Linked DNA regions of Mus musculus: region 2 is linked to region 1. A link is a loop called in an ENCODE intact Hi-C map of the cell type or tissue named here. Cell type or tissue: gastrocnemius. All regions are shown on one strand. Links, peaks and the distances in the headings refer to the core of each region. The heading gives the core; the rest is flanking DNA. Region 1 overlaps Arhgap24 (Rho GTPase activating protein 24). Region 2 overlaps Arhgap24 (Rho GTPase activating protein 24).

What was found. Hi-C counts contacts between places; a loop is a spot of excess contacts. Peaks named below come from ENCODE experiments on the same cell type or tissue, not always from the same donor. Only the 100,000 strongest peaks of a DNase experiment are listed, where the experiment ranks them.
Region 2: it touches region 1 in a loop (10-fold over the local background); 21 of 42 quality-filtered maps call a loop at or near these places.

What each region holds. Positions count from the first base shown.
Region 1 is chr5:102,700,322-102,705,703 of GRCm38, forward strand. All of the region lies in intron 3 of Arhgap24 (Rho GTPase activating protein 24), which reads left to right. Among named protein-coding and RNA genes, the nearest start is that of Gm30396, 72 kb to the left of the region's middle. In gastrocnemius, for the core only: a CTCF peak has its summit at 3,167 (motif pointing right); a DNase peak (open chromatin) is centred at 3,178; H3K27ac peaks cover 582 bases.
Region 2 is chr5:102,874,523-102,879,904 of GRCm38, forward strand. Arhgap24 (Rho GTPase activating protein 24) reads left to right here. Exons shown (of 10, transcript NM_029270.2): 6 at 1,173-1,305; 7 at 3,919-3,992. Among named protein-coding and RNA genes, the nearest start is that of Gm30396, 250 kb to the left of the region's middle. In gastrocnemius, for the core only: a CTCF peak has its summit at 321 (motif pointing left); a DNase peak (open chromatin) is centred at 301.

The DNA of each region.
Region 1 (5,382 bases), core at 147-5,146:
AGCAGCAGTGGAGTACAGGCATCTGGAGCCTAGAGGATGACCTGTGTGCTACAAAGGGCCTGGCTGGAGAAGTGACCCAAGCCCTTGGAGGAGCCCAGAAGATCGTGAGTTGGATCCCAGACATTGGACGGTTAGAGATTGACTTTTGCTTTTGATTGTGACTGTGCCCTGATATTTTCCCTCTTGAAGGAAGAAACTGTTTTAGTGGAGCCCACAGTTAAGAGACTTTTAATTGTAAAAAGACTTTGGATTTTAAAAGAGATGGACATTTTAAAGAGTTTGAAATTTTAAGAATATGTAAAGACTGTGGGACTTTTAAAGTTATTTAGATCTTGGGGATGAATAAGATTGTAAGGGTTGAGGCTTACTAGTGATGTGTTTGTGTGTCAAGTTGACAAGGGGTCAATTGTACTGGCTAGTTTTGTGTCAACTTGACACAGCTGGAGTTACCACAGAGAAAGGAGCTTCAGTTGAGGAAATGCCTCCATGAGATCCAACTGTAAGGCATTTTCTCAATTAGTGACCAAGGGGGAAAGGCCCCTTGTGGGTGGAACCATCTCTGGGCTGGTAGTCTTGGGTTCTATAAGAGAGCAAGCTGAGCAAGCCAGATGAGGCAAGCCAGTAAAGAACATCCCTCCATGGCCTCTGCATCAGCTCCTGCTTTCTGACCTGCTTGAGTTCCAGTCCTGCATCCTTTGGTGATCAACAGCAGTATGGAAATGTAAGCCGAATAAACCCTTTCCTCCCCAACTTGCTTCTTGGTCATGATGTTTGTGCAGGAATAGAAACCCTGACTAAGACAAATTGGTACCAGCAGAGTGGGGTATTCCTGTGACAATTTGACCATGTTTTGGGGAGGACTGTGGAAGGACTTTGGAACTTTGGGCTTGAAGATCCATCCGTTGTTAAGAGCTCTGTCGGATGTCGTGTAGGAGCTTGGAAGATAATGTTGAGAACACTGCAGAAGATGGAGCTCTGGTTTGTGAAATTTCAGAGGGAAAATTAAAGACTCTTTTCAGGGCCATTGCTGTTTTGATTGTGAAGATTCTGTAGTTCTGGTTAGTTGGGGCTGAAGAATCAGCTGTGATTAACAAGATACCAGAACTACCAAAGCAAAAACTTTGCATTACTGGGACTATTGATGCTGGTTAGCTGGAGCTAAGAAATTAGCGGTGATTAAGAAGAGACCAGCATCATTGAGGTGACATCTTCTGGGAAGTGTTTTCTGAAAGCACAAAGAGGCTGTGTTCCAGAGATGGCCAAGGTTGTACTCCTGCTGCAGCGGGACTTGGTAATATGTAAGGGTCACCCAGGTGGTACTGGTTTTGAAGGCATGAAGGGGTCACACAAAGCAGCTGAGGCTTGGCACTGTGAGAGGCCATGGAAGGCCATTGGTGAAGGTGCAGCCTCAGTTGCAATTGAAGGCCCAGGACTCAAGGGGTCATGCAGTGTTTTGGAGATGCCAGTACTATGAGATGACCACCAAGAGCAGCAGCAGCAGTGGAGTACAGGCATCTGGAGCCTAGAGGATGACCTGTGTGCTACAAAGGGCCTGGCTGGAGAAGTGACCCAAGCCCTTGGAGGAGCCCAGAAGATCGTGAGTTGGATCCCAGACATTGGACGGTTAGAGATTGACTTTTGCTTTTGATTGTGACTGTGCCCTGATATTTTCCCTCTTGAAGGAAGAAACTGTTTTAGTGGAGCCCACAGTTAAGAGACTTTTAATTGTAAAAAGACTTTGGATTTTAAAAGAGATGGACATTTTAAAGAGTTTGAAATTTTAAGAATATGTAAAGACTGTGGGACTTTTAAAGTTATTTAGATCTTGGGGATGAATAAGATTGTAAGGGTTGAGGCTTACTAGTGATGTGTTTGTGTGTCAAGTTGACAAGGGGTCAATTGTACTGGCTAGTTTTGTGTCAACTTGACACAGCTGGAGTTACCACAGAGAAAGGAGCTTCAGTTGAGGAAATGCCTCCATGAGATCCAACTGTAAGGCATTTTCTCAATTAGTGACCAAGGGGGAAAGGCCCCTTGTGGGTGGAACCATCTCTGGGCTGGTAGTCTTGGGTTCTATAAGAGAGCAAGCTGAGCAAGCCAGATGAGGCAAGCCAGTAAAGAACATCCCTCCATGGCCTCTGCATCAGCTCCTGCTTTCTGACCTGCTTGAGTTCCAGTCCTGCATCCTTTGGTGATCAACAGCAGTATGGAAATGTAAGCCGAATAAACCCTTTCCTCCCCAACTTGCTTCTTGGTCATGATGTTTGTGCAGGAATAGAAACCCTGACTAAGACAGATGACTACACTTATTAAGGAGGGAATTATACCAATGTACTTAAGGTTCTCAGATAGCGAGGCACACCGAAGTCTCCTAAGCCTCCCTGATCTTTAAATACTTCATGTAACACCAGAGCAGCACCCGAGCCTTTGAACTGGTGCCTGTTTCTGAGTCCTGTTTGGAAGCCAGCACTTCCACAGAGCAACCTGTGACCCTTACGCACAATCTTTATGTGCCGGCTGATGAGTGTTCCAGTGCCTGTCGGCTAAACTACCTTTGAAAAGAGCAATGTCCTGCCTCCTGGCTTATTTTTAGAGCATCATTCATCCTGTGTAGTGACAGGTTCTCTAGAGATGGTCTTACTAAGCAAGCCTTCTCATTACTACCTTTTACTTAGTTTTAACCTTCAATAGGTAACATTTTTTTTTTGAGAGCATGAGCAGAGACCTCCCGTGCATCAGTCCTACCAGAGTAGTACCTCTGGTGTTTCACATTTCCGCCCAGGCCCCTTGAAGGCACAGCATGAGATAATCCTCGAGAGGCAGCTATCATTTGCATTGTGTGAACATCGTTTCTTTCTGTAGAGAATCTTTAAACTCCTCTCCTAGGAGTTTCTTTTACTATTTTGTATAGTTAACTGCTGTAAGTCTGTAAGCTTCTGTAAGCTTCAGCCAGCCTCCTTGACGCAGACAAGTTACTGCCAGTCTTCTCTCTGTTTTCTTTCTTTTCATCTCCCACATATGAGGGAGAACTTATGGTAACTGGCTTTTCAAATTGTTTTTGTTTTTACTGACCCCCATAACACAGTTATCTTTGGAACTCAATGGATTAGAGCTTCTACCTAGCAGTCTATACTTCTTTCCTTCTACTAGGGGATATACCAGCTGCCCGCTAGAGGGCAGCAAGGGGTCAATGGAACCAATTCTTGAGCCAGTCACTGGCCTTTATAGCATTGGAGAAAATATGCTTAACTTTTTTTTTTTTTTAAACTCTTACATAGTGTTGCTTCTGTCACAAAAAAAAAAAAAAAAAAAAAAAAAACCCACAGGGCCAGTAACCTATGCAAATGAGTATGTGCAGGTCACATCCATTTACATAAAATGCCAAGAATATATCAGTGCTCTAAGAAGGAAGTCTGTCAACATGAAAGGATGAATCAATTCAACTTTCTAAAGACTGCTGACTTACTGAAGACAGCGAGATTCTCCAGAAGGCACCTCCTCTCCAGAAGTGGCCCCTTTCCCCCTTTACTCTGCCAGGAACGAAGCTGCCTCTGGGTGAATGATGGAGAAGGGAACCTGGAGGCTGGAGGGGAGATGAGGAACAAAGCCAAGGTGTGTTCACTAAGCTGGAGCAGCATAGAGGAGTTCAGCAGGAGATGAAGAGCTGAAGTGCCCAGAGCCTTCACGGGCTGTATCTCTGCATCATGAGAGCACGCTTCCCTGAAGATGTCTGGACAGGAGTGTGAGCCTCCTGGATTACAGTTTTAGCCTATGAGTGAGGGAGCTTTGCTTCATTGCAGACTTCCTGGAAAAAGGAAAGTAATCCAACTGGGGGGGGGGGGTTTGTTACTTTCTGCGACTCCTTAAGGTACAACAGCTCCGCAGAAAGCAAGAAGACAGAGTGGAACAAAGAGGGATAAAGACTTGTTTCGTAAGTGTCCACACTGTGAGCATCACAGTGCTCTGAGACCAGAGTCAGAGGAAGAGAAGGCATTAAGGAAAGGATGTCAGAAAAGGTGAACCCCCGGCAGACACAAAGATTCAGCAATGCTGGCGGCTCTTCCAGAGGATCCGGGTTTGATTCTTAGCATCTACTTGGTGGCACGTAACCATCTATAAATCAACTTTCTGGGGATCTAACATCCTCTTCTGGAATCTGTGGGCGCCATGCATGCATATGGACACAGACTCACATGCATGCAAGATGCTCATAATCATAAAGTAATATTTTTTTTAATGATGCAAACCTCTCCAGGAGTCTCTGAAGGAAGAACATTTTAGTTACAAGAACTGCTGTGCTTTGGTGAGACATGAGAATGCAAAGTATTTTTATTTATTTATTTGCTTACTTATTTATTAGTAGCATACCACACACACACACATACACACACACACACACACACACACACACACACACATCCTTTAGGATCATAGAAACTATACAACTTAACTTACAGCTAACAGACCCTATAATTTAACAATTGGAGGCTCAGGGAAGGTAAACACAGAACACCACCATGGGAATCTTGCCTTGACTCCACGCTGCTGGAAAAACCATTCATCTTAATCTCAGAATTTGAGTATCATGTGAGCCCTTGCATAAGAATCACACAGAGAGGCCATTCACAAGTAACTCCAAGAAGTTAATAAGGACGACAGGGAAAAGATATAATCAAATGTTAGGAGGAGAGACAGGGAAAATAATTTTCTCCCGTAAGAGCCTGGGAAGATTAAATGGAGAAAATGGCAGTTTGACCTGGTTCTCACACATAAGCAGGGGTTTTACAAGAAACTTTGGGGAGACCATTGCAGCAAAAGGAAACAAAAGGAAACACAGTATCAACTGGTAACACTTCAGTTTGAGAAGCTTGATTGCTGGCTGGAACACAAAGAGGTAGCTATGGTTTGGATACAAAGTTTCTCAAAGGCCTGCATGGTAAAGGATTGGTCTCTATACTCCTGCCTGCTTCCTATCCTTTTGTTTCATAGCTGACTTCAAGTGAGCAACTTCCTCTGCTATGGCCCTGGCCAGAAGCCACAAAGCCAACTGCCCTGGACTAACTCCTCTGAAACAGTCAAAGGAGTCCTTTCCTCTCTTAACCTCATCGTTTCTGGCACTTAGTTACAGCAATAGGAAGGAGATCCCAGAGGTAAGAGACCGAGCTGGAAAAGACTTCCTGCAGAGTACAAAGGAGTTTGAAATCCATGCTGAGGTGACTCTGACAGGTGTCTGCATAGAGGAATGTGATCAGACCTGCACTTAAGCGCAATTTCTGTGTCTACAGACCTAAGGCTGGTGGGTAAAGGCTTGTTAGAGAGCAATTAACACTGCCCAGAAGGGAGGGGAAAATCTGTGAGGCAGGGCCATGGGCTGTGGAAATG
Region 2 (5,382 bases), core at 209-5,208, 170 kb after region 1:
AGGCTTTAAACAAAGGTTTAACAACCTGTCACCGACTGAATGAAGAGCAAATTTACCTGGCCATTTTTGTCTTAATCATTCCTGTATAACAAGTGCCGTGCATATGTGTCATCATACCAGATGGTTATCTGTAGTCTCACTCAAAGAAGGCATCAAATATTGGTCCCGCTCCACTCCAGCCTCCTTACTCGCAGCTCAAATATGTCTACTCCCTGGGGTGTTCACAACTCAGGAACTGTACAATCTGCTAGTAGAACCATCCTGCAGCTTCTAATCATTTACAGGCCATCTCCTGCATCTTACTTTGTGCTTGCGCCATCTACTGTTCAAACGTTCTCAATGCTTCCAGCTCCACCTATTTACTTGCGTCCTTCATAACTGCATGTTTCTTAACAGCGGAAAACTATCCAATTGTGTAAATATAGCTCATCTTCCTCATCTATTCCTAAGCTGAACATCTAGGCTGTTTCCATTCCCTGGGTATTGTGAGTAGAACAGCAAGAACTTGGCTGAGCAACTCTCTCTGTAGTGTGATATAGAGTCCTCTGGGTATATCCCCTAGTGCGGTATCGCTGGATCACATGGTAAACCTCTTTCTAGTTCTGTTAAGATCCTCCACACTGATTTCTGTAGTGTCTGTACCAGTTTGCACTCCCGCTAGCAGTGAGTAAGTGGGTCCTCTCCCAGCATCCTTACCTACCTGTGTTTGTCATCAATTTTTATTATCATGGCCACTCTGGTTGCAGTATCTGCTGTGTATCTGCATATGACGAGAAGGCTAGAATAAAGCCTCTTTCTTAAGCCCCAAAGTCTTTGATATAAAACACAATAGGAGTAGACAGGCAGTAAGGATTCACAATCTGATGTATTCTTACTGTTTTCCATAACTGGTGCATTTTTTTTTTCTTGTCAGCGACACAAGTTAGAAAAATGCCTGACCTTTTAAATGTTTTCAAGCCAAACTGAAGGCTTGGCGTCCTTCCGTGTCCCTCTCCTGAGTCCTGTGGTAGCATCTACTGGGCATCTTAGAAGTGTGTGCTTCCTGAAAACTCGATCAGCTGACTCAATTGCCAGCTTTGTCGCAATTCTCTTAGGTAGACATATGGTGAAAAGATAAATAGCATCATGAAAACTCATGCCCAAAGAATGTCTCCGAACTTCTGTCCCTGCAGCAACACCGACGTCCACACTGTGGCATCCCTGCTGAAATTGTATCTCCGAGAACTTCCAGAGCCCGTCGTTCCTTATGCAAAGTATGAAGACTTTTTGTCCTGCGCCACGCTGCTCAGTAAGGAGGAAGAAGCAGTAAGTCGATACCGCGCCTGCGGAAACACGTGACTGGGGCTGTGGGTGTGGCTTATTGTCTGCAGTTTGAAAGCTTCCCTTCCCCATCCTCAAATTGTTTTAACTTGTGCTATGTGTTGACATCGCATCGGATCTTCATGTACAGCCACACTCCTGAATTTGACTCTTTCCAATTAAAGATGAAGATAGAGTTGAACGAATACACTCTCCATTCCCCAATGGCTGATGGCACTGTTGTCTCAGGCCTTCTAATCCAGGAAGGGCTGATGCCTGTTTCCTAGGTACCCCATCTTCCCATAAATGACACAAAAGATGGCCTGTGTACCAACTGGTACCTCTGCTTGTTTTGCTAAAACACTTTTTTTTTTTTTGAGAAATTGAGATATAACTGTTAAAAGTACATATTGCAGTATCTTTGAGTATATTCTCTGAGTTGTGCAAGCAATGACCAAAATCTAAGATTAGAGTACTTACATCTTTATTATCCTGTAACAAACCTCATCCTTATTATCTTCCATTTCTCCTCCTGGCACTTAAAACTTCTGATCTATTTTCTTACCTCATAGACTTACCCATTCTAGACACTTCCATTTCAGTGTTCAGTGTAGTCTTTGTTTTGTGATTCCATCTTCTATCTGCTCCTTAGTTCATTTATGCACAGCATATATCAGTATTTTGTTTCCTATAATTCCAAATTATATTCCATCTTCATCCATCCACCAGGCAAGGGAGAATCATTTACTTCCGTTATCTGGCTGTCGAATGATGCTCCTATGAATATCCATGTACCCACCGAGTTTGCCTAGACATATTTTACAGGGATCTTGTTTACTTATCTGGTAGGTAGAATGGCTGGGCTACTAACCTCTGTATTAGGAGCCCACGTGATGTTCAAATCTTACCAGCAGATAGTGCTGTTCCCAGCTTCACATACCACATTCATGTACCACAGGCTCTCCCACAGGAGAGGCCACCTGACTATCTTCTTATCTGCTGCTTCATGATTTTTGTGTTTTCTCTGGAGAACTATCTAGTCACATCACACTACATTTTACTTGCATTCCAGACATCCTAATCCCTAAAGGCCTTGGTTCCAGGGGTCCCTGAGGAGAGCTAAGCCTGTGGGTTTTGTATCTTTTACATAAAATTTTGTGTTACTTGCATAACCCATGTATAATGTATATTTTAGGTCAGCTCTAGAGAAACTAGTACAACACAGGGGCTTACAAATAGTAATTTGAGGGCTGTTAGGAAATGTTCAATACAGAAGTAGCTAGCTTTTTGTAGTAGTTTTAATCTATAGCTGGTTGAATCTTCAGGTCTGGAAGGCAACTATAATTGTCTTATTATTATTAGTGAGTTGTAAGTACAGTTTAGGCACAAATCATTTGCAAATGGTTTCTTCCATTCCATATGTTACCTCTTCACTTTCCAGATGCCTATTTTATCAAAAAAGAAAAAAATTGCTTCCGCAATTGTTGTAGCGTTTCAGTGGAATCTCACTGACCCGTTTTCCTTCCTCTGCCATTGCAGAAGCGTCTGTTTCCGGAAGAGCATACAGATTTGCTCTACATTTAGTCCCAAGGCTTTGCTTCAGTGCTCAGGTTGAGATCTGCAAGCTGTTAGGAGTCCGTTCTTGCCTATGACACGAGGAAGGGCCACCTCATCCTTCTGCACACAGACATCCAATCATCTCCGCCATGTTTGTTGGAAAGTGTGTGCTTTCAAAGTGTAACCTCCTTTGTACTACAAGAGAATACTTGTGTAGCTGTGACATAGACCATCTCTCTAGTGAAACCTAAAATATACCTTACCATGTAAAGGAAGGATAAGTCAGACCCCTTTATCAACTGACTTTTCCATGTCCTTTATATGTTAGAGTACACTTTACAATCATCAAAACCAAAGAAATTATTCTTTGTGAAATTTCTCGAATCAGCCCTCCCAATTTTTCTCTTCCTGAATGATCTAATGTAGACAAGTCAGTGCAGAGGTATTTGCCAGCAGGCATATATCTCTCTAGATCTGAGCATGTTCAATTGTGAAGGATGGTCACTACATCAATGCTGGTTTTTTTTTGGGGGGGGTGTTGGTTTTTTGTTTTTGTTTGTTTGTTTTTTTGAAGATAACTTAATTGCAAATGAAGCTATTGTCTGTTTTCAAGTCAACCGAAAACCAAGTTTTTAAAGTTCAAATAGCTTCACTTTAAAAACTGCTTCCAAAATAGTAGCTTCAGATTGCACAAGAGCTCTGAGGACTGTGTCTCTAGGCAGCCGGTTTATTGTACAGTGACCACATGGCATCTCTGAATGATATGGTCTATTGGGCCACTGTCTTTCACTGAAATGTCATCATGGGATATGTGACTGGACTTATAGAACTACTTAAAGTATCGGTGCATCTTTGGAAATGTGTCCAAACTGCTGGTTGTGATAGTAGAACATTTGCAGGGCAGGATCGTTCACTGATTCAATATATTAAGTAATATACTGTACAGTATATTAAAATAACTGCAGCAGCAGCAGAGCCCATGTGGCTATTTCTGACTCACTCTAATTCCAAGACTAACACACGAAACATAACATGTGTTTGTCTCTTCTTGTTTGTGCTCAGGGTGTTAAGGAGCTAATGAAACAAGTGAAGAGTTTGCCTGTGGTTAACTACAACCTTCTGAAGTACATTTGCAGGTAAGAATTTTCCTAAACTCAATGCCAAGACAGACAGCATTATATTCAGCTTGATGATAATTTACAGGTGGCAATGAACAACACAACCTAAGCTACGTTGGTCTCACAGAAAATTAGCAAGTTTGACAAGGTTATCTCAGAGTTCCTAAGCACTAAGAATGCCTGATTTTGTGACTTTAAAATGCCCCTTGTTTCCACACATTAAAAATATATTGCTCTAAGCAGTCAAACTTTTATCAAAGTTGTTCAGGGAACATTCCTAAAAGAGCCACATGTGGGCTGAGGAATCCAGCTTGGGAATGTGGATTCTGTCATGGACTATTTTCTTCTACACCTTCGTGCAATTTCTCTACCTTTTTGGGAGTAAAAAGCACTGGAAACCAGCTACTCCTCACAGCCACTCTGAGGTTTAGAATCCTGGGCACTGTGGCATTCACAGAAGACTTAAGTAAGTAGGACTTTCCAAACCTCCATCACACCCCTTTGTAGAGATTGCTGTGTTCAGAAATAGGTAAGACCGTCAACTTCACACCTCCAAATGCAGAGGATGTTTTAACCAACATGTGTAAAAGCAAGGAAGACTTTCATCCAAGAATTTCAAATACATTCCAGGTATTGTGTTAGGCAAAAGAAGGTCTACGTCCTCCTCAAGGAAAAGGGGAAAATAGAGGCTTGTGTGAGTCTACCACAAGCCTCTACAGAATAAAAATTCTTCTCCTCAAACACTTAGTGGATTTTTTTTAAGCTTTGTTTTTCTAAATTATTTTGTGTACACGTGAATGCCCTCTATGTATATGTGTGCCAGATAATAGCAGAAACCAGAAGACAGTGGATAGCCTGGGGCTGGAAAAATTGTGAGTCACCCAATGTGGATGCTCAAAACAGAGCAGTTTTCCTACTAAAATTGCCCCAAGAATGAGTTATTTTATGCTATTTATTCTTTAATACATAATAAAGTGAGATATATGTGCTTGCAGTTTTTCCCCAATAGAATTGACGTGTTAGTTCCCATAACATTTGAACTTAGACTTTAATAGACTATAATAGGAGCTCATAAATTTCCCATGAACACCGTGATTCCTCTTGAGTGGAGTCATGGATTTTACCAGATGACCTTGTATACCACCATGACCCAGGGTGTTGGAAGAATGCTAGTCACCTTTTAATTTCTGTAACAGAATATCCAAGCTAATCAACTTTTAAGAACTGATTAGTGTCCATTCCAGAGCATCCGAGGGTCAGTCCATTTGTGATTAGTCCTGTCACTTTGAGCCTGTGGTGAGGCAGGAGAGCAAGGAAGGAACGCCTGTATCAGCATTTGTTTAGTGACCAGGGTTGTTTTAAACAGTCAAGTATCTTTTATTGGAAGGCTATGTGCTGCCTTGTTTAT